Linked DNA regions of Mus musculus: region 2 is linked to region 1. The links are chromatin loops, found by intact Hi-C in ENCODE. Cell type or tissue: gastrocnemius. All regions are shown on one strand. Each heading gives the region's core, and the rest is flanking DNA. Links, peaks and the distances in the headings are about the cores only. Region 1 holds the start of Gm22226 (a small nuclear RNA gene). Region 2 has its middle 28 kb from the start of Tenm4.

Region 1 (10,213 bases), core at 1,348-9,347:
GGCATGCATGTTGACATCTCCAGTTATGACTGTGGATTTGTCTCTATCTTCTTTCATTTCTGTCAGGTTTCCCCTCCTGTATTTTGAACCCACTTTCAATGCATGTACAATTAAGTACATTATGTCTTCTTGGTGGACTGACTCTTTTATCATGGTAATTCGTCCCCCTTCCCCGCCCCAGGCTTTGAAGTCTGTGTTGTTTGATGTCCTTGTAGTCACTCTGTCTGGCTTTTGATTACTGTTTTCACGGTATATCTTCTCCCATCATTTCACTTTTAACCTATGCATATCATTATATTTGAAGTGACTGCTTCACCGCGCATATAGTCTAGTCAGCTCGTATGTTTTTTCCTGTGTTCCAGAATCTCTTTTATTTTGATGAGCTTATACCAGTTTATGTTTGAGGCTATCACTGTCATATTTACATATAAGCTTTTTTATTGTGTTATTTTCTCCAACTTTTCTTGATTTCTTGTGGGCTTTTGAGCTTTTAAAAGTTTCTCTCTGTCTCTCTGTCTCTCTGTCTTTTTTAATCATGTCTTTGTTTTTTAGCCATTGCTTCAGGACTTAAAGCAGACATCCTCCTTGCTCTGTCTGGAAACAACACCTGATTATTTCAAGGGCAGTGTCCAAGTGTGCTGCACAGATCTCCCCTGTCCTCTTATTGGAAGTCCATCACAGAGTGCTGACCCTGCCTCTTTCAACAAAAGAACTTAAAAAATAGTGCCCACTTCAGCAGCACATACACTAAAATTAGAAGGATACGGACAAGATTAGCACTGCCTCTCTGCACGGGGATGACACTCAAATTCGTAAAGCGTTCCCGATTTTTAAGAGATTTTTTTTTTGAAGAAAGAATTTAAATGGTAGTTTATTCTGTTTAGAAATCGTTCCCATTCCTGCTGTTCTTCTCCCAAGGTTGCGAGCTTCTTTCTAGCCTCGTTCCCATTGACTGAAGAATGGCCGAGCAGCTCAATTCTCCTGGCTCCCTTCATTTGCCAGCTTTAATTTTATCCCCATTCCTGAAGGTTCTTTTCACTACACTCAGAATTCTGAGCTGACATTTCTTTTCTTTTGGCACTTTAGAAACGTTAGGTGTCCCGACAGCCGTTCCAGTCACTGTCTCCCTGCAAGTCATGCATTGTGTTTTCCTATGAATTCTTTCAACTGAAAAACATTCTTTAATGTGTGTGTACATACCCATATGTGCACATGTGTGGGTGTATGTTCATGTGTGTGTGTGCTTGTGCATGTGAGTCCAGAGGTCAATGCTGAGTGTCTTCTTCCATCTTTTGAGCCAGGGTCCCTCATTGAGCCCGGAGCTCATGTAGGGACTCCCTCTGTTTCTCTCAAGTGTAAGTTTTCAGGCATGTGTGTCACTGCACCTGGCTGTTATTGGGCTGCTGTGAACTGAACTTGGGTCCTCGTGTTTGTGTGTGCAGCACTTTACCCCCTGAGCTGTCTCCCTAACCCCTGTGTCTTCCTTGCATCTCTGCGTCTTTGGTCTCCATGGCTTGGGTTAGAATGTGTCTGGGCATAGATTCCAGTACCTTGTTTGGAGTTTGTAGAGATTCTTGACTCCGTGAGGTCATGGTTTTCTTTAGGTTTGGGGAGTCATTAGCTCTCATCTCATCAGGTGTGTTTCCTGCTGTTCTCTCTCTCTCTCTCTCTCTCTCTCTCCCTCTCTCTCTCTCTCTCTCTCTCACACACACACACCCGTCAAATGGCCCCAGTGAACCCCAAGGCTCTAGTTTGCCCTCACAATCACTCTTCCTCTGGTTGAGCACATCCCCATCAACCACAGATTAAGAATATTTAATCAGTTTGTTTTAGGCTCACTGGTTCTTTTCCTTTTCTTTCCATTCTTCTATGCCTGGCCCAGGCTGGGGGTGGATGGGTGTGGCTACTGGTTACATTTACTTTAGCTGTTGTGTTTCCAGTTGCGTCTGCCTTACATCTCTTATGTGTTTTTTTTTTTTTTTTCAGGTATTCTGTCTTACCAGCTGCTTCAAGAGTTTCTGTCCTTACCTTTGGAACCTGTTTGTAAAATCTGCTTTAGAACTTTAGATAATTCCCATCTTGATGTCATCTCAGAACTGGCCAAGTTGAGATTTCTGGATAAGGTTGTATATAAATATAGTGTTAGGTCTTATTTAAATTCTAGGGAGTCTTTAAAGACTGACTTTATTTTCATTAATTTATACTTAACACTGCCCCTCCCCCCTTTAGACAGGGTTTCACCATGTAGAACTCGCTACTTAGACACATAGAGCTCTGCCTGCCTCTGTCTCTGGTATGCCACCACCCTGGCCCAGTTCTTGATTCTTTTGTGTAGTGCTGAGGACTGAACATAGACTTTTGCTCATGTTAGATGAGGGCTCTGTCATGGAAGTAGGTACACCCACCAAGATGAATATAGACAACAAGTTATGAGCAACCCTTTGTAGACTGTGGCCCCTAAACTGGTTTTCAAAGACTTTGCAAAGCTTTTTGGATTGGTTCTGCATGTGTGTCACCGGGTGAGTCAGAATCAGGCTGAGGTCTTCTTAGTTTAGTTCTTAAGACTTAGGGATCCGACGGGAGCTTGCGATGCCAGGGGCTGTGTAACCACCACGTGCTCACTGGCAGCTTTCTGGGTTCCGAGTTGTGAGTTCCTGCCGTGCTACTGTAACGCTAATATTTTTTTGTTTCCCCAAGAACATCCCCCTCAGTTTTAGTCACAGATCTTGAGTATTCTTCATCACTGTCTGACAGATACTTCCCGCAACCGTACAAACCACGTCTGGGGACAATGGATAGGAAGCTGGAGAGATACAAGGGGGCTTCCCTACATTCTCGAGACCACTGTCTGGTCAGACAAGCATCCATTGTGTCCTAATTAGGGTTACCTCTGCTGGGAAGAAACACCATCACCAAAGAAGTTGAAGAGGAAAGGGCTCACACTTGCACACCATGGGAGTTCATCATGGAAGAATGCAGGCCAGGAACTCAAGCAGGGCAGGAACATGGAGGCAGGAGCTGATGCAGAGGCCATGGAGGAGTGCTCCTTCTGGCCTGGACCTTGTGGCTTCCCCAGCCTGCTTTCTTATAGAAACCAGGACGACCAGCCCAGGGGTATCACCACTAACAATGGGCTGACCCTCCACCATCAATCACTAATTAACAAAACACCCTAAGGCTTGCCTACAGCCTGAGACATTTTCTCAAATAAGGCTCCACCCTCTTAGATGACTCTAGCTTGTGTCAAATTGAAATAAAATTACCTAGCATATATTACTGCAGTGTATCTGTGGGCCTCTGAAGCCAAGATTGGCTCTTTTAGAAAACCCCTCTCCCAATTCTTCCACGTGAAATCGTCTCTTCTCCTGTAAACTCACTCTGGATACCCAGTTCCCTTGTGCTGAGGCTGTGGGCTTTCTGACAGTGAAAACAAGCACACTCAGTGTCAGCTCAGAGGGACTCCAGGTCCATGTCTGTGCCCCCAATCTGCCTGGCAACATGGCTTGCATAACCCAGCATAAGATGAAAATAGAGGGTCCCCCTTTAAAAGAGTAAAAGAAACAGGCATTCAAGATGGTGACAGCAGAACTCAGGGAGAGCCGAGCCCTTCTAAGCAGGGAGCTCTGTGGGGCTGCACTGCCCATGCAGCTGGCTCTAAGTGTAGGAACAGAATACAGTCTCAGGCGATCCTGTGTCTGCTGATGGGGACCTGCTGGACACATGAAAGGTGGCATTCATTCCTCAGTCTCTTCATATGGGAAATTCCTTGGCTCCCCAACCTTAATACCAACATAGCTTAGAATGTGGCACTAGGGAATCCTGGACTCACATTCTGATTCCATCCTTAAACACAAGTCATGAACCTACAGCTCACCTGCCAATCCCATCTCTTGCCTATGGTGTGGGTTCAATCAGGATTAATGCAGAAAGCACCTTGTCTAGAGGCAACTCTTACTCTCTCTGCTGAGATCTCACCATTAAACCACACAGTGTTTGTCCCAGAAGTATCTGGTCAGGGAGGCTGGGGCAGACATTTGGCCTCAGAGTTGAGTAGCACTTGACCAGTCCTATTGAGTCATTTTCTCCACTAAAATTCCTTCTTCCTGCTGGAAATGGTGATGCATGCCTTTAATCCCAACACTTGGGAGCAGAGGTAGGTGGGTCTCTATGAGTTGGAGGCCAGCCTGGTCTACAAAGAAAGTTCCAAGATAGCCAAGGCTACACAGAAAAACCCTACCTTGAAAACAAAACAAAACAAAACAAACAAGCAAACAAAACATACCAAGAAGGAAGTGGTGGAGGAGAAGCCGTGGTCAGCATTTTACCTTGCACCAACACCTCCAACTCTTACCATGCCTGACCTGTTCAGATATGGAAGAGCATACACACACACCAGTCTTGCTTACAACAATCAAATCCGATGCAAGCCCAAGGAGCATGTAGGATACACGGAGGGCCAAGAACATAGGAAGTGTCACTCTGAAGGACGGCCTGATTCAGACTGTATAACAGTTTGCAGTGTCACTTCAAGGTCTTATAAATACATGGCATTCAAAGTAAGGAGGACATTACAAGATGGAATTCAGAAATAGAGCAGGCATGAGGGAGGCTAAACAAATGTCGTTATGGTATTCATGAGATGACTCCAGGAGGTCAACGTGAAGAGATTAGCATGCTGCCAGGCAAATGATGGATAAAATTATTACTATATCAATCAAATCTCAGAGTCCCATCTCAGTCTCCTCATTAGTAAAACATTGGAGACACCTTCTTAATGCTGCTTACAGACTTAAGGATTCTATCTTAGGTTTCATCCCCTCTATACCTGGGCAGAAAGGCAGGATGCCACCCATACCTTATGTAATGCACATATCAACCACTAGATGGCAGATCAGGCCAGTCTATGTAGACCCCGGAACCATGAGATGCTGGACTTGTTAAGTTGCCTGACCCATGGCAGCCAGCATTCCTCTCGTCTAAGGTGGAAGGCAGTGTGAAGCTGAGGGTTAGAGTTAGTGGGGTCTTTAGGTATAATAAATTTGTTTAGAATTTATCTGCAGGACAGAGAGGTAAATCTTAGATACAACTAAGCCAGTGTTCAAGCATTTCCTGACTTAGAGGTGTCAGGAGCTTGCTTCTTGTCACCTGAGTCCCATTGCATTCCACCCCATCATGCAGTACCTAGGTGCAGTTCCATCTGGTTCAGCTCTTACTCCCAGACTAGAGGCAGACTGTACTTATGTATCATCCATACCTGACATCAGATGCCCTTCAGGGAAAGTGACTAAATAAATGCACTGTGGTTATTCAGTTGGCCTTGTCTAGCAGGATCTAGATCAGTGTTTGTATGTTTCCTTTCTGTTTCTAGGCTCAAGAGGTAGCTAACGGTAGCATGCTAGCCCCTGAAATCGGATTATTTAGGTTCAAGTCTCAGTCGTTCCATTTGCCAGCATCGCATCCTTCTAAATATACCTCCGTTTCTCCAATTGAAGACTAGAGATATTAATGACACCCCTCTGCATGCACTGTGGCCAGGTTTAAATGCAGATGTACTTAGAGTGCTTAGCAAACATCTGACATGTTGTAGGTTCCCAGGCTGGGCAGACTGCTTTCTGAAACATGCCTTGATGCAATTGCAAAATGCATCAAAGAAGATGTGCCTAGTGTGCCTGCCTACTGTCTTGGCTCCTAAGCAAAGGAAGTTCTTCCTCCTTATTATCACTGTTGGCATTGATAGCTTGAGGGTGCTCAGGGTAAGTCTCCAAGCGACATAATTCAGGGACACTGCATTGTCTGCCTTCTTCCAGCCTCAGGCTCAGCAGTGGCTCCTGTACATGACTACAGGAGAGAGCTGGGGACATCATATTTACTATAGAGGGATTCTCTTCACAGTGGCTTGAGGGTCGCAAGGCATCATGGAAGAAGAGGAAAGGACCCCAAAGCTTATTTTCCTCTGTTTCCTTTCTCGAGCCTTTAATGTTTTTTGAAGCAACTTCTGAGAGTAATTTGATCCAGACCAGAGTGGAGCCTGGATCCTCAAGGAGTTCATCTTGTTAGTTTTTAAAACAGTCTGTCTGTGTGTATACACATGTCACGTGTATGCATGTGTGTGTGTGTATAGATATAGACATAGATATAGATACAGATACAGACACAGATACAGACACAGACACAGACACAGATACAGATATAGGTATATATGTGTTTATATGCACATTGGGCTGGAGTTCAATAGACAATTTTCAGTTGTCCATTCTCTCCTTCCACCGTGTGGGTCACAGGGATGGAACTCATGTCACCAGGCTTGGCAGTGAGTACCTTTACCTGCTGAGGCATCTTGAGGGCTTTTGTCACATTTTTTATTATAAGAAGCCACATCTTGCCTACTCACACATTAGTAAGAATTTCTCTTTTTGGCTCAGAAGTATAAAGAAAGCTAAGGGGGAGAGAATCAGAGAAGCCGTGTAGATGTAATAAGTCTAAACGGTTGGCTGTAAGTCACAAGGGATGTTGTCTGAAGGTCTCCCGAACCCCAGGAAGTGAAAGAGCTGGGCAGGAGACTGGTGTTACTCAGCTGTTCTGCAGCTCAGGCTGGGGGAGGGAAAGTGCGAGAGGTGGCCACCAGGTGGCGCTATGAGTGTGAAGAAATCATGAGTGCGACTTAGTGGATGATCAGGAAAACTGGCAAACATCTCTGAGGAGAGAGAATCATTGTCCTCATATAAATACATTGTGGTCATCTAGTGAGACTTGGGTGGACATGGAGATGGGCTTCAGACACATGCCTGTGTGTGCAAGGGCATTGTAGCTCGAATGTTTATCATCAGGTGTGAGTTTCCTGGGTTCTCTTGATGCGAGTCAGTCCTAAGCCAACACATGCAAGGATTTTCTTGCCCATTGGATACCCACTCTTTTGGGAATCTGGGGTCCTCTGTGTCTCAGGGTCTTGAGAATGTCCTAGAATTCTGAGAGATTATCAACGCTGGATAAGCAATCTGGGCATGACTGGTCACATAGTTTGCATAATCCAGGATAAGATGAAAATAGACAGTCCCCCTTTGAAAAGAAGAAGAAACAGGCATTCAAGATGGTGACAGCAGAACACTGAACTCAGGGAGAGCCGAGCCCTTCTAAGCATGGAGCTCTGTGGGGCTGCACTGGTCATGGAGCTCTGGTCACTGCCCATGAGGCTGGCTCCAAGTATGGGAGTGGAATACAGTCTCAGGCAATCCTGTGTCTGCTGATGGGGACCTGCTGGACACATGAAAGGTGGTATTCATTCCTCAGTCTCTTCATATGGGAAATTCCTTGGCTCCCTAACTTTAATACCAACATAGCTTAGAATGTGGCACTAGGGAATCCTGGACTCACATTCTGATTCCATCCTTAAACACAAGTCATGAACCTACAGCTCACCTGCCAATCCCACCTCTTGCCTATGGTGTGGGTTCAATCAGGATTAATGCAGACAGCACCTTGTCTAGAGGCAACTCTTACTCTCTCTGCTGAGATCTCACCATTAAACCAGACAGTGCTTGTCCCCAGAAGTATCTGGTCAGGGAGGCTGGGGCAGACATTTGGCCTCAGAGTTGAGTAGCACTCACTTAGTGGGGAGCACTTCCTGTGTGCTTTTGCAGTCAGTTATAGAATAGGAATCAAAGTGGGGAGAGGTCCAGAGACCTGGCAGAGGGTGGGGTGGGCTGTTACAGAATCAGAGATGTGTGCACCGTTCATCTAACAGACATCTATGAGTGCTTCCTGTGGCAGAACCCAGGGGAAACTGGTGAGCAAAGGTACCTAGAGCCCCATCCACTGCTAACTGGAAGTCCTGTCATCTTGGCTGCATTCATTTCTAACCCACGGACCCTCATCACGTGTTCACTCTGGGGCAGGACACAGGACTCTACCAGTCTCTCTGAATGAGGTGACCGAAGGCCCTGTGTGTTCATTCTCAACAGCCAACCCCACTGAGTCTTGGTGAGCTGTCCTAGCAACTTTTACTGGAGTGTAGAGAGGGCCAGAAGTGTCTGGCTCTTCGGGGCAGCTGTGGACTGATGACTCTCCACTGGAGGGACTGGACCCTGAAGTCAAAGAGAGGCCAACCTTCAACGGATGAGGCGCTGGACTCGTATTTGGGACACTGGGAACACACAGAGGATGAAATTTAGTTTTGATTAACCTGGAGAGGAGCTCACTCCTGAAGTGGCCCCGTCTTGAACAGCTCAGGTCAGCTTTAGAGGACGCACTGGGGGCATCTTGTGAGAGCAGAAAGAGTGTCCAAAAGGTTTTGAGTTGATTTCAGCCAGGTGTGAAGACTGTGTGTGAACAACTGACAGGCGAAAGTCTGGGGCTTGACTGAGTGGTCCAAGAGCTCAGGCAGCCCATTGTGGTACATGCAGAGGGAAAGGTAGATGGGGTAGGGGTGTCGGGGTGTGGGCTAGCGCAGCTGCCCACTGGGAGAAAGGGGAGGTTCTGCTGACTCGGGGCATCTGAAGTGTCACACACATTAAACAATTTATTATGTACACAGCATTGAGGGTAGCATAGTTACCAGCAGTTCTCAAAGCAGTAATACCTGGGAACCGATTAGAACTGCATGTTCTGGGGCTACCCTCCAGGCCTGCTTATTTGGGAATTCAGGGGGAGGGGGAGGTGCTATACGTTCATAAACTGCAAGTCAAAGCTTGAGAAACATTATAGAGTACAGAGTGCTAAGCTTTGGACAGCAGTTAAGGGTCTGGGTTGGCTGGGCTGGGCAGAGGGGGCATGGTGTTCTGAGCAGTGAGCTACTTTACATACATCCTTCTTTAAGTGACACAAGAAGAAATCGACCAGGAGGTCTGTGTCACCATGCCCTCATGGAGAGGCACGATCTGGCGTGCAGAGTACCTCAGTGACCAAAGGTCAGGTCGTAGCACCGGAACCCCTGTCCATGCTGAGGTGGCTCACAGTGGAGGGCTGCGCTGCTGATGCTGCCTGTCACTTCTGCCGTGATGTCTCCATCCAGCCTGCATGGAAGGAAGGGGCCTATTATAGCTTGACCCTCCTTTCCCTAGAGCTTAGCATGGGCCAACCTGGGGTCAATGAGAGTGGGATGGCATTCCTGACTTAGAAGGACGGTTGTTTGAATTTTCATAAAGTTTGCCACATACACCCGGGAGCTGGGCTCAGTAAATAATCTCTTCAAGACTACCAGCATTCACCCCTGACACTGAGGTCTCATAGCTTAAGTGTGCGATTAAAAGAGAGAGGTTCCCACGCACTGTGATTAGAACTACGCTAGATTGGAAAGAAAAGAACACAGCAGGAAAACACCTACACTACTCAAGGAGTTTTTCTCCTCTCTCCCTAAGTTGTACTATGTGGTTATTATCACGTCTCAGTTGAACACGCGCCTGTTAATTTGTAAGGTGCAGTAACTCTGTGGCAGGTCCTGCGTTTGGTGGTGGATGGGGCCAGGTGTTCCTGCCCCTTGGAATCTGTCTTTGAAGCCAGTGAGCATAAGAACCAGGCTAGGACACAGCTTAAGGCAGTTTGGCACTAGCTAAGGTGAGAGCTGCCTCTGTGTGTACCTCATCTTTTAGTAAGTGAGGCCTCTGGTCTTCTGTGATCCTCCAGACACCGCTGTTCATGACAGGTAGGACCTGCAAGGGACTCTGGGACTAAGATGGGGGTCTTCCTCCAGCCCTCCTGGTAACTGCCACTGTCTCCCAACAAAGGCCACTGCACACCTTTAAACACAAAATAGTCTTTTATTTGTCAACGAAGGCTACACGGGATCACTTCTGGTTTTGTTTTTATGCTTTCCCCCCTTTTTTCTAGAAGGTATCTACATCTGCATTTATTTACAGCCTTGTTGGTATTTACACAGTCAAGAATACAGTGTTAGAAACACAAAAGTGTTGAGAAAAAAACTTCTCAAAATTAGTTCCAGACTTCAGGAAAACTATTTCCACATGGTAAGGCCAGAGTCTCCAGTGTTGGTCATCCAGAGGCAGCTCATTATCGTCCTTTGCCAGAGCTGCGGGTTCAGAAGTCCTCAGAATGACGGGCACATTTAGAACAGTGGGGTTCTGGTGATGAGTGGATTAGAGCTGCTGGGAACCACCAGACATCTGTGGGTCAGCTTCTGCGGGGACAGCCGAGCCTGCCCACGGGCAGTCAGCCCTGAACCATCAGCCCTTAGAATCAATCACATTTTTCTTAGGGACTA
Region 2 (10,213 bases), core at 1,118-9,117, 770 kb after region 1:
TGACGCTTTACAGATGTGATTAAGTTGTGGCTTTGAAATGGAGAATTAACCTGGATTATTCAGGTGAGTCCGATGCAATCGAAAGAGTCTTTAGAAAACGGAGGCAGCAGGTTCTCAGTCACAAGGAAGGTAGGGCCTTGGAGACAGAGGTCAAATAGCTGTGACTGACAGTTCCAAAAAGGGAGAGGCCACAAGTCAGAGGAAAGCACCCTCTTGCTAGACTGTGGGAGGGCAGAGGAAGTGGACTTCCCCTAGAGTCTCTGCAAGGAATGCAGCCCTGCCCACCCACATCAGACTTCTCACTTGGGAAACCATCCAGAGTAAATCTCCTTTGCCTGAAGGCAGTTGGCAATTTGGGACATCTGCAACTGGAGCTGAATGGGTAGAGCAATTACAGATTATGGTCCAAGTTATGAAGAAGGGCAAGATTACACTGAGATAACAACCCGAGAAGGCTACTCTAAGAGAAAGGATAAGAGACCCGTGTCCAAGAAAGACATTCCGGGGAGAAGGAAAGGCAGGTCTGAAGGTTCAGAGCATGAGGAACAGACAGCCATGGTGGTCAGACTGCAGCAAGAGTGAAGGGTACTGTTGAATGAGGTTGGACATTACACTGGACTCAATCACAGCGTCTTTTAGACCACAGAGAGAGGTATGGTATTTGACTAAAAAGAGATAGAAAAGCCGCTGGAGAATTTTAGGGGGTGGGTGGGTAAATTGTTATTGCATAAGTCCAATGTCCTAATGTGAAGAAGACCCTTCCTGGGGACAAATAGAAAGCTTAGTGACAGTCAAGACAAATATGTCTTCCACATGGGTGCACTTGTGACCCATCACATTCCTAGAACAAGCCCAGCCTTCAGTGGGAAGCAGTAGCTTCTCTTCTTGCTAATCTAGCACTCCAGTTCTTTAGGGGCCGGGCCCCAGAGTACACAGTAAGTAGACAGAGCTGTAACTTTCAGTAGGATTTATGGCAGTGAGAGCTGACCCTGGCAAGGAGGCACTCAGCATTACTGCATTACGGAACTTGGAAAGCTCTGCCCAGGGGTGGAACATTCCATTTGAGGCACTCTGTGAATCTCTGGCTCTCGTTTAAATACAGTGTTGGACTGTAAGCTATGTGAAGCAAGGGGCCATCTGTACTTTGTCTCTGTAGCTCCAGGTTAGCATGTACTCAGTAGGCCCATGCTGAAAGCTGGGTTATGTGGAGAGAGAGGGACGCCAATAAATTAGACCTTTCTTCTCTTTCTCTCTTTCTCTCTGTCTCTCTGTCTATCTCTGTCTCTCTGTCTCTCTCTGTCTCTGTCTCTGTCTCTCTCTCTGGAGTGTATGTGGGAGTGAGAATCAGTTATAGGAAGAATACTAACAGGAAAAAAAAACCAAGTATCAAAACACCTATTCATGGTTCTATTCTGGAGATATGGCTTTGTTCTCGTGCAATTGATACTAGTGAGCAACATGAGCATGACAGGAATTCCTCCTGGAAAGCCCTAGAGTGATGCCTAAAATCAACAGAGTATGTGGGAACACACACACACGCACACACTCACACAGACACACACACACACACAAATACATTCATCCACTTTAGTTCCTTGCATATGTTGTTGTGGTTAGAATTTGAAGTGTCCACCACAACATCCTATGTTTGAGTACTTTGTCTCCAGTTGGTAGCACTGTTTTGGAAGGTTGTATAATCTTTGGGAGACAGAGACCTGCTGAAGGAAGTAGGTCTCTGGGAGCAGGCCTTGAAGATTTATAGCCCAGCCTCACTGCCTGTTTTCAGTTTTCTCACTGTGGATGCAGTATGATTAGCCAACTTCTCCTCTCTTCCTGTTGCCACACTTTTCCTTTAGAAGATGGGATGTGCTCCCTAAACCTATAAGCCAACATAAACCTCCTTTCTTAAATTTCTTCTGGCTAGGTGTGATGGTTTGAATATGAACAGCCCCCATAGACTCATGTGTTTGAACAATCTTATTGGGAGTGGAGGAGCAGGGAATAGAATGTGGTGGTTTGAATATGCTTGACCCATGAAGTGGCACTATTAGGCAGTATGGCCTTGTTGAAGTAGATGTGGCCTTATCAGAAAGTGTATTACTGTGGAGGCTGGCTTTGAGGTCTCATAAATCTACTCAAGATCTACCCAGTGTGGATAGCTAATCTCCTCCTGGCTGCCTTAGGATCAAGATGTAGAACTCTCAGCTCCATTAGCATCAAGTCTGCCTGTATGATACCATGCTTCCCGCCATGATTATAATGGACTAAACCATGGGAACTGTAATCCATCCTCAGTTAAATGTTTTCTTTTATAAGAGTTGCCTTGGTCATGGTGTCACTTCACAGCAATAAAACCCTATCTAAGATACCAGGTATTTTGTTGTAGCAATGAGAAAGGTTAAAAAAATTGCGTGTGCTATTAACCACATCTGTGCACATCTGGCTTTTCAACCATCTACCTAATTTCAGATGATAATTCTACTATCTCACCTTTCTACCAGCAGGTTCAAGCTATAGGGCTTTCTCAAAATGAAGTGCCATGGTTGTTTACTATTTAGCCATTGAAATAGTTTAAATAATGTTACCTTTTATTACTGGGAATCGATTTGTATGTTTTTTTAAATTATACTTTACTGGAGAAATTTTAGAGTGTTATAGCTCTACCTCCATTTTCTTCTAAATTCTGCACCCCAGTCCCTGTGGGTGAATTTGCATAGCACATTGATTTTTCAGAACACATATGGGGTAAGATAACAGAACTGACTGTACTTTCTTCTGTCGGCAGCACCACAAAAACAAGAAAATACACATAGTGATTAGCTAGAAATTGAAATCAGACCAATAAGCATGAAGGATGATTCACGATGTCCTTCTGGTGTCTAGGATACTCTTATTATTTATCTATTTTGTTCATCCACCCTTTTATTCTTGTACTTGTTCTCAACACATTCCTCTAGTGTCTACTGTATTTTGGGTCCCCCCATGGGTCTGTTGATACAGCAAAGCACAAAAACAGTGCCTCAGAAATGTATAAGGTTGGAGGTAGATGTGATAGTGCACACCTATCATCTCAGTACTTGGGAGCTGGAGGAAGGAGGATCTTGAGTTCAAGGACAGTATGGACTGTTTAGTGAGGCCCTATTTTAAATGAAAATCTTCAAGTTGGGAGAAGATTATGTCCATAACTTTCACCATTGTAGGCTTTGCAGGCTTACTTCCAGTTGGGTACTATAACTGCCTACTATCATTGTGTCGTTGTATTTAATTTCTTCTGTGTGTAAGGGAGACAAGCTACCTAGTCTTCTACGTTTCCAGATGGGGAGTCTGGGATCTGGCAGATAGTGTTGGAGGGAGCCATCTAACTCCAGCCTTGGCTCCTGAATACTGTCATTGATGACTTCTGGGAGGGACAGATTGACTCTTCATCTTTGGAAGAGGATTGAAGGTGGTTTAACCCATTGATGGCAATCTATCAAAGGACAAAAGACTATCTGAAGATCTGCGATCAGAGGAAGATGGCCACTATGCTGAAAGGACACCAAGTTGTGATATCAAGTGGAAAAGTAAAGGACAAAGTGAGTCAGGGGTATGACCTGGTAGAACAAGGACATTCAAAAGATAGATCCTATGAGTCAGATATGTCAGGGTCCCAAAGATTGGGGGAATCCTCTTTAGTTTCTTTTTGTAGACTGCTTTGTTATACTGAAGGCCTGTTCTCTACCAGCCTGCTACAAAAGCACTGACATACTTTGGGGAAGATCAAAGTTCAAAGACATGTTTCTACCTGGGATCTTTCCACCTTGGGTTGACTAGCAGACATGAGTTGGGAGTGGACCAAGAACATGGACACAAGATGATGGAAAGCTACCTCTGGTTTTCCTTGGTCAGCTGTAGGAACCTAAAGTTCAGATGGGGCAGAACAAGCTGAATACGGTGAATCATTTTAGTTTCTGAGGCCTCACAGAATCTGAACAGGACTCAGGTATAGATAAGGGGTATCCAGATGGGGTCCATTTTTATAAAATCCCTCAAAGATTAATGAACTTCAGGTGGCCTTTGAATTCGAATTGTCAAGAACAAGAGCCTTCAAGTCCGGAAAACCAAGCCTAAGCCTAGCTTGGTTATTTCCTAGGTGGCCATAGACAACAGCGTAGCTGGTCTGCACCTTACTTCATCAGTAGCAATGGGAGAAGTACTGAATGCATAGAAAACACACTGCACAATGCCTGGCATAGTCTCCAAGCAGTTAGCTTTGCTTGTTCTGACATCCTTTGACACCGGAGTGGGACAGAGCTACCCCAGCCTGAGCAAAGTGGAGAAATCAGATGTACTGGGAAGCCTGAAGTACAAGATGAAGGAGTGAAAAGTCCACACCTGGCACTGAGCAGCAAGAATCACGAATTAGGGAAGAGTGCACTGTTAAAGTCCTCTGCATTGAAGACTTTGTCCCCAACTGTTGTTGCTACTAGGAGGTTGTGAAAGTAATGGAAATTTTAGGTGGCAAGGACCAGAGTCAAGAGGCAGGTCAGGTGGAGTGTACCCTTGTAGGATATACTGGGAGGCCAGCCCTTCTGTTTCTCTTTCCTCCCTGGCTGCATGGGATGAGTGGTTTCTTGTGCCACATGCTTCCTACCATGATGTAGAGCTTGCTCTCAGTTCCAAAGTCAATTGGTCAAGTGAGCATGGACTAAAACTTCTGCATCCTTGAGGCAAAATATAAACTTTTCCTCCATTTAATTGGATTATCCTAGGTATTTTCTCAAAGTGATGGGAAGTTAACTGCTCATACCTTTTCCTTTGAGGCCTATAGGTCCCAGCCCTGCCCACCATCCTGGCCTGCGTTCAGTGTTCAATTTGTGTGTCTGGAAGATATGGCTACCAACAAGAGGATGCTGTTACATCTGTGCTCATTAGTATTCCCACACCTCTGCATGCCACCCTTTTGGCTCAAGACAGCTCTAGGTTTGAAAGGAGGCACTTTATGCCCTTCTTCATTCTCTCCCTCTTGGCTCCAGTTACATCCCTCTTTGTGACCTGGTTTCTCTACTCTTGCATGGCCAACCTCCTGCAGGCAGGGTCCTGGCCACTCACACAGCTGAATGGGAGACCACTTAGCTAGAGGCTGCCTCAGGGGCATCCTTTTGGGCTAGGTAATAGCCCCCACTGAGATAAGACACTGTTTTGATTGTTGACAGCAGTCAGGAGGCAGCAGATGTTCACTGGCCATAAAGGGCACAAGTCCTTGCTGGGGAGCTCAGTTGGCTGCAGAGAGATTGGGTGTGTTATTTTTAGTGCCTGGACACAGAGGTGCCAGAAGAGAATGCCAAGCTGGAAGGCTGCCTGCCCACTGAGGGCCGGGCTCCAAGGGCCCTGCCTGTGACTTTCAACTCTAGTTATTTGTTGTTGCTCTCTCTCTCTCTCTCTCTCTCTCTCTCTCTCTCTCTCTCTCTAAGACAAGGCTTCTAGGCTTGGCTGATGGGTATAGCCCTCTCTCTAGGGAACCAAGAGTCAGCTGAGAGGGTGACAGTCACCAGGGCCTAGACTGTTGAACTAAGTCCTCAACTCAAAGGCACGTCATTGCACCAGGGTTCCTCAGCTCCTGTGCCCTGCATATTAATGGCTGAAGAATCTGGACTTTGGAAGTGTGAGTGAGTTCCTTAAAGTTGTGTTCCCCACAAACTCCCGCCTCTTTGTTGCTTCTTTTTGGAGAATGCAGAGTAAAGTGTGGATAAGAATCCCTCCCCTCCTTTGCCTTAGTTATCCAGACCCTGTATGCTCTTTGGTTGGTGGTTCAGTCACTGAGGGCCCCATAGACCCAGGTTAGTTGACTCTGTAGGTCTTCTTGTGGTGTCCTCGACCCCTCCAGTTCCTTCAGTCCGATTCCCTGCTCTTCCACAAGACTCTGTGCTCTGCCTATTGTTTGACTGTGGGCCTCTGCATCTGTTTACATCAGCTTCAGGATAAAACTTCTCAGAAGACAACTCCTGGGGAGCATACATCCCATATGAAGATAAGAGTGACAGGAACACAGAGAGAGATTCAATTAGTGTTTGTTGTGAGACTTGCCAGAGTCCTCAAGAAGCTAATTTCTGACCTGAAAGCTTCCTGACCTGAAATTTAATCCCAGAAAAGGTGGCCTTGACCATATGTGATGTGATTGTGACACAAATAGCCTGTCAGGATGGTTTCTGTGTGCTGTGGCTATTTTAACTCATGCAGTTTCCATGCTTCTGGTAGGTAGGCACAGTGCTCATCCATTTTGTGGATGCAGAAACTGAGGCCTGAGATACTAAACAGCTTTTGAGGTTTACCCAGCCAGGGAGGAGAAGAGCTGGGGTTCCTATGGAGATCTTCTGGCTCTGAAATAGATGCCTAGAGCCATTCTTTGAGCACTTCCCGTGTCCCCGGCCTTGTGATAAACACCTTATAATCTTTGCTTCATTTGACCCTCACAACAACCCTTTTGCTATGGAGACAACAAAGAGAACCATGCTGGCCAAGGAATAGTTGAGATGAGGTTTGAACTCAGGGCTTTGGGGGACTTGTAAATCTCTAGCCTGGCTGTTGCAAAATAGAACAAAGAATCCTTAGGTCAAAGAGCATCTCACAATGTGTAAAATATACACGAAGAATGCTTCTTTAACTTGCTGGAAGCATTCACTGCTGCCAACATAGATCATCTGCTTCCCCAAACTGGAAAACTGCCTAGATTAGTCCCAGGTCCTGGAGCACCGTCTCTCTCTCTCTCTCTCTCTCTCTCTCTCTCTCTCTCTCTCTCTCTCTCTCTCTCTCTCTCTCTCTCTCTCCTGGATCTGCAACGGAGAAAGACTAAAATAAGATCCCATTTCTTCAATGTCCAAAACGTACCCCTCCTAGGGGCCATTCCTCTGTCTGCACTTTCATGGAATTAATGCTTTATAAATAATATAACTGGTTACCATACGGCTCATTCATTCATTCATTCATTCTCCCTCCCTCATTCATTTTCTCAACAAATGCTTATTAAGAAGATAGTATTGGGTCCAGCAAAAGGCTAAGGAAATGATCAAACCATGCTGCAAGTTAGGCTCTCCTAGAACTTGTATCCTGGTGGAGAAGAGAAGACACATGAATAAGTGGAACCTCCTTTAGTATTTTTTTTCTTTCCATTTTTTATTAGGTATTTAGCTCATTTACATTTCCAATGCTATACCAAAAGTCCCCCATACCCACCCACCCCCAATCCCCTACCCGCCCACTCCCCCTTTTTGGCCCTGGCGTTCCCCTGTTCTGGGGCATATAAAGTTTGTGTGTCCAATGGGCCTCTCTTTCCAGTGATGGCCGACTAGGCCATCTTTTGATACATATGCAGCTAGAGTCAAGAGCTCCGGGGTACTGGTTAGTTCATAATGTTGATCCACCTATAGGGTTGCAGATCCCTTTAGCTCCTTGGGTACTTTCTCTAGCTCCTCCATTGGGAGCCCTGTGATCCATCCATTAGCTGACTGTGGGCATCCACTTCTGTGTTTGCTAGGCCCCGGCATAGTCTCACAAGAGACAGCTACATCTGGGTCCTCCTTTAGTATTTTTGAAGATGAAGAGAGATGGGAGGGACTGGAATGGGAATGGAAGCTATTTTTTAAAGAAGATGCTGGAGAAGGTAAGCTGGACACTGAGCTTTGAGGAAGAGTGCAAGGAGGTAAGGGAGGCAGCCTGGATGCTCAAAGGTCCAGGCAGGTTGAGCACAGGAATGCTAAGCTTCCATTAGAAGCCATTCTTACCTTCACCGTGGCCCTGCTTTGGGGCAGTGGGAGAAGGGCGGTAGGAGATGCTGGAGGAATGTTTATTCATTTGATTGTTTGAGGAAAGTTTCACACTTTGCCAATGTGTTAATGGCAAACTTTGCAATAGCACTCTATAAAAGAGGAACTTAATTATGAACTAAAATATGTGTGACTGTGAGATATATAGATGGCACCTGGAAATCCTGGGAGTAACAAAGACACTGAGGAAACTGCATTAGCTTCAACTTTGGGCGATCACTTACCTTCTAAGTCACTGACATATCACCAAGTCACTGATTTGTCAGTGATTTAGAAAATCTCAGCTCTCCTCCATGACTGGTTTCCTGCTGTTCTGGGAGAGTCAGTCTCTTTTTCTATGGATTAGTGGTTAAGTTTCTTGCTCAGTCTCTGCATTGTGCTATCAGGTAAGGTAATGGATTGACTGTGTATATGAATGCATTTATGTTTGTATGTGCCCTTCTGTGGAGGCCAGAGGTCAAGGTTGGGTGTCTTCGGTTACTCTACACCTTGTTCTTTCAGACAAGGTTTCTTACTGAATCTGGTGCCCATCAATTTGGCTAGATAGACTGGTGAGCGAGCCACACGTATCCTGCCGTCTCCACCTCTAAAGCTTTGGGATTGCAGGTACATAGTGCTGTCCCTGGCTTTCACATGGGTGCTGGGGTTCTGAGTTCAGGTCCTGATGCTTGAATAGTTAGCTCTTTACCAATGTTGTTTTATCCCCAGTCCCCCCTCCCTTGCTACTCCTGGCCTTGTTTGTAAAAAGCAAAACAAAGAAGAGCCTATACTTGATAAAGACTCGTTTTCTCGGGCGCTATATTTAGTCACCAAATCTATCATTTCTGTGAACCATGGGGATTTCTAGCTACTCACTGTAACAGCAACCTAACACCACAGACATCGCCATTTCCTCGAGGACACGGAATGAGTAGGAGGACTGTAGGTGTTGGATGAGTGGCAGACCATGCTGATGTCCAAGCATTTGTGTACACACAATGGTAAGACTGAGGCCAAAGCTGAGTTCACAGAACAGAACTCGGACACAACCAGATATTCTCAATGGGCAGGTGTGTCTACCTTGGAATTAAGGTTCCCTGAAAACCTGAGAGGGATGGAGTGGGGCTGCATGGGGTAACCTGAGACCTTCTGGGGACTTGGGGATATAGACAAATGCTTCATGCCAGCTGAGTTTGATGAAGTAGAGAAGCTGCTGGCAAGTCGGAGCTTCAGGCCTGAGGCAGGGTGGGATGAGAAGGCTTGTGCCCAGCACCCCAAATGGGGTACTCAAGTTTTGCAAAGGACCAGGGTGTCAGCCTAACCTGCAGGATATTAAAAAATGTTAAAACGAGCGTCAAGGATCCCACACAACCAAACAAAAGAATATAAAGGAGAGAAGGAGCAGACAATTTATCTTATAGGTTTTAGCCTAATATATGTATATATACACGCTGAATTAAAGGCCCTAAACAATACCATCTTTATTAATATTTCTACAATAGTGATAAGATAGATGGAATGGAATTAGATATGGAAAAATGTAATATTCTGTGAAGGGAACTCTGGAGAGATGGAGTTATGAAGGTCATTTCTCATTAAGGGTGAACTTTTCTATGATTTTTTGCCTCTGACTTTATCCTATGAATCCTCTGCCAGAGCCTGAAATATGCCCTCATTGTTTTGTGTGCTGGGGACAGGCTGTGTCACCCAATGTCCCCCTCAGCTAGGCAGTGTCAGGCTATTTTTAGCTCCTCAAAACAACCAATCACACCACTGTCCATTTCTCTGTGGTGAGCTGTACTGATGGCTGTACTGAGGCTACCCAGCTTATTAGCTCTGTGAGTCTGATGCCCAGTGCTAGGGAAGTAGGGCTCCCTTGAATTGGAACCCAGGAAAAAGTGAAGACTGCTGAGTTCCTGGGGTGGTAGTTATCTTAGTGGCGGTGCAGACTTCAATGTAGACCCGAATACTGGAGACACAGCTCTTGGCTATAAGGTGTGCATATGAATACCCTCCCACAGATGGCATGGCTACTGTGAAGGGCTTGTGATGGAGTTTGGATCTGAGAAGCTTGGAGTATGACTTTATTTGGCCTGATGGTCTTTCTAGAGGTAATTGGCCTAAAATTTGGGCTATTAAAGCAAGTCCTCCAAACGCAATGGTCTGATTATTTGTAAATAGGACAAATTTGTTTATGGAGACACATAAAGTATGCTGGGTAGAAATAAAGGCAGAGGTTAGGGTGGTGGGGCATGCCCAACCTACATGATGTCAAATATGGATGCTAAATCGCTAGAAGCCTTGACATAGAAACCAAACCTGACACCACCTTGATTTTGTAGTCTCCAGAGGCAAGAGACAATTCATTTCATTATTTAAACTACCTAGTTAGTGACATATTGTGATGGCAGCACTGGGGATCAAATATAGGG

Evidence for each region. Peaks named below come from ENCODE experiments on the same cell type or tissue, not always from the same donor. Only the 100,000 strongest peaks of a DNase experiment are listed, where the experiment ranks them.
Region 2: a loop joins it to region 1, with 3 times the contacts of the local background. A loop is called at or near these places in 12 of 42 quality-filtered maps.

The regions. Positions count from the first base shown.
Region 1 is chr7:96,910,613-96,920,825 of GRCm38, reverse strand. It overlaps Tenm4 (teneurin transmembrane protein 4), which reads right to left. Exons shown (of 33, transcript NM_001310762.1): 33 at 9,733-10,213. It overlaps Gm22226 (a small nuclear RNA gene), which reads left to right and starts at 724; the gene lies at 724-832. In gastrocnemius, for the core only: CTCF peaks have their summits at 4,874 (motif pointing right) and 6,626 (motif pointing right); DNase peaks (open chromatin) are centred at 4,898 and 6,619.
Region 2 is chr7:96,138,446-96,148,658 of GRCm38, reverse strand. No RefSeq gene overlaps it. Among named protein-coding and RNA genes, the nearest start is that of Tenm4, 28 kb to the left of the region's middle. In gastrocnemius, for the core only: no CTCF peak of the experiment used is centred there; a DNase peak (open chromatin) is centred at 5,317; H3K27ac peaks cover 802 bases.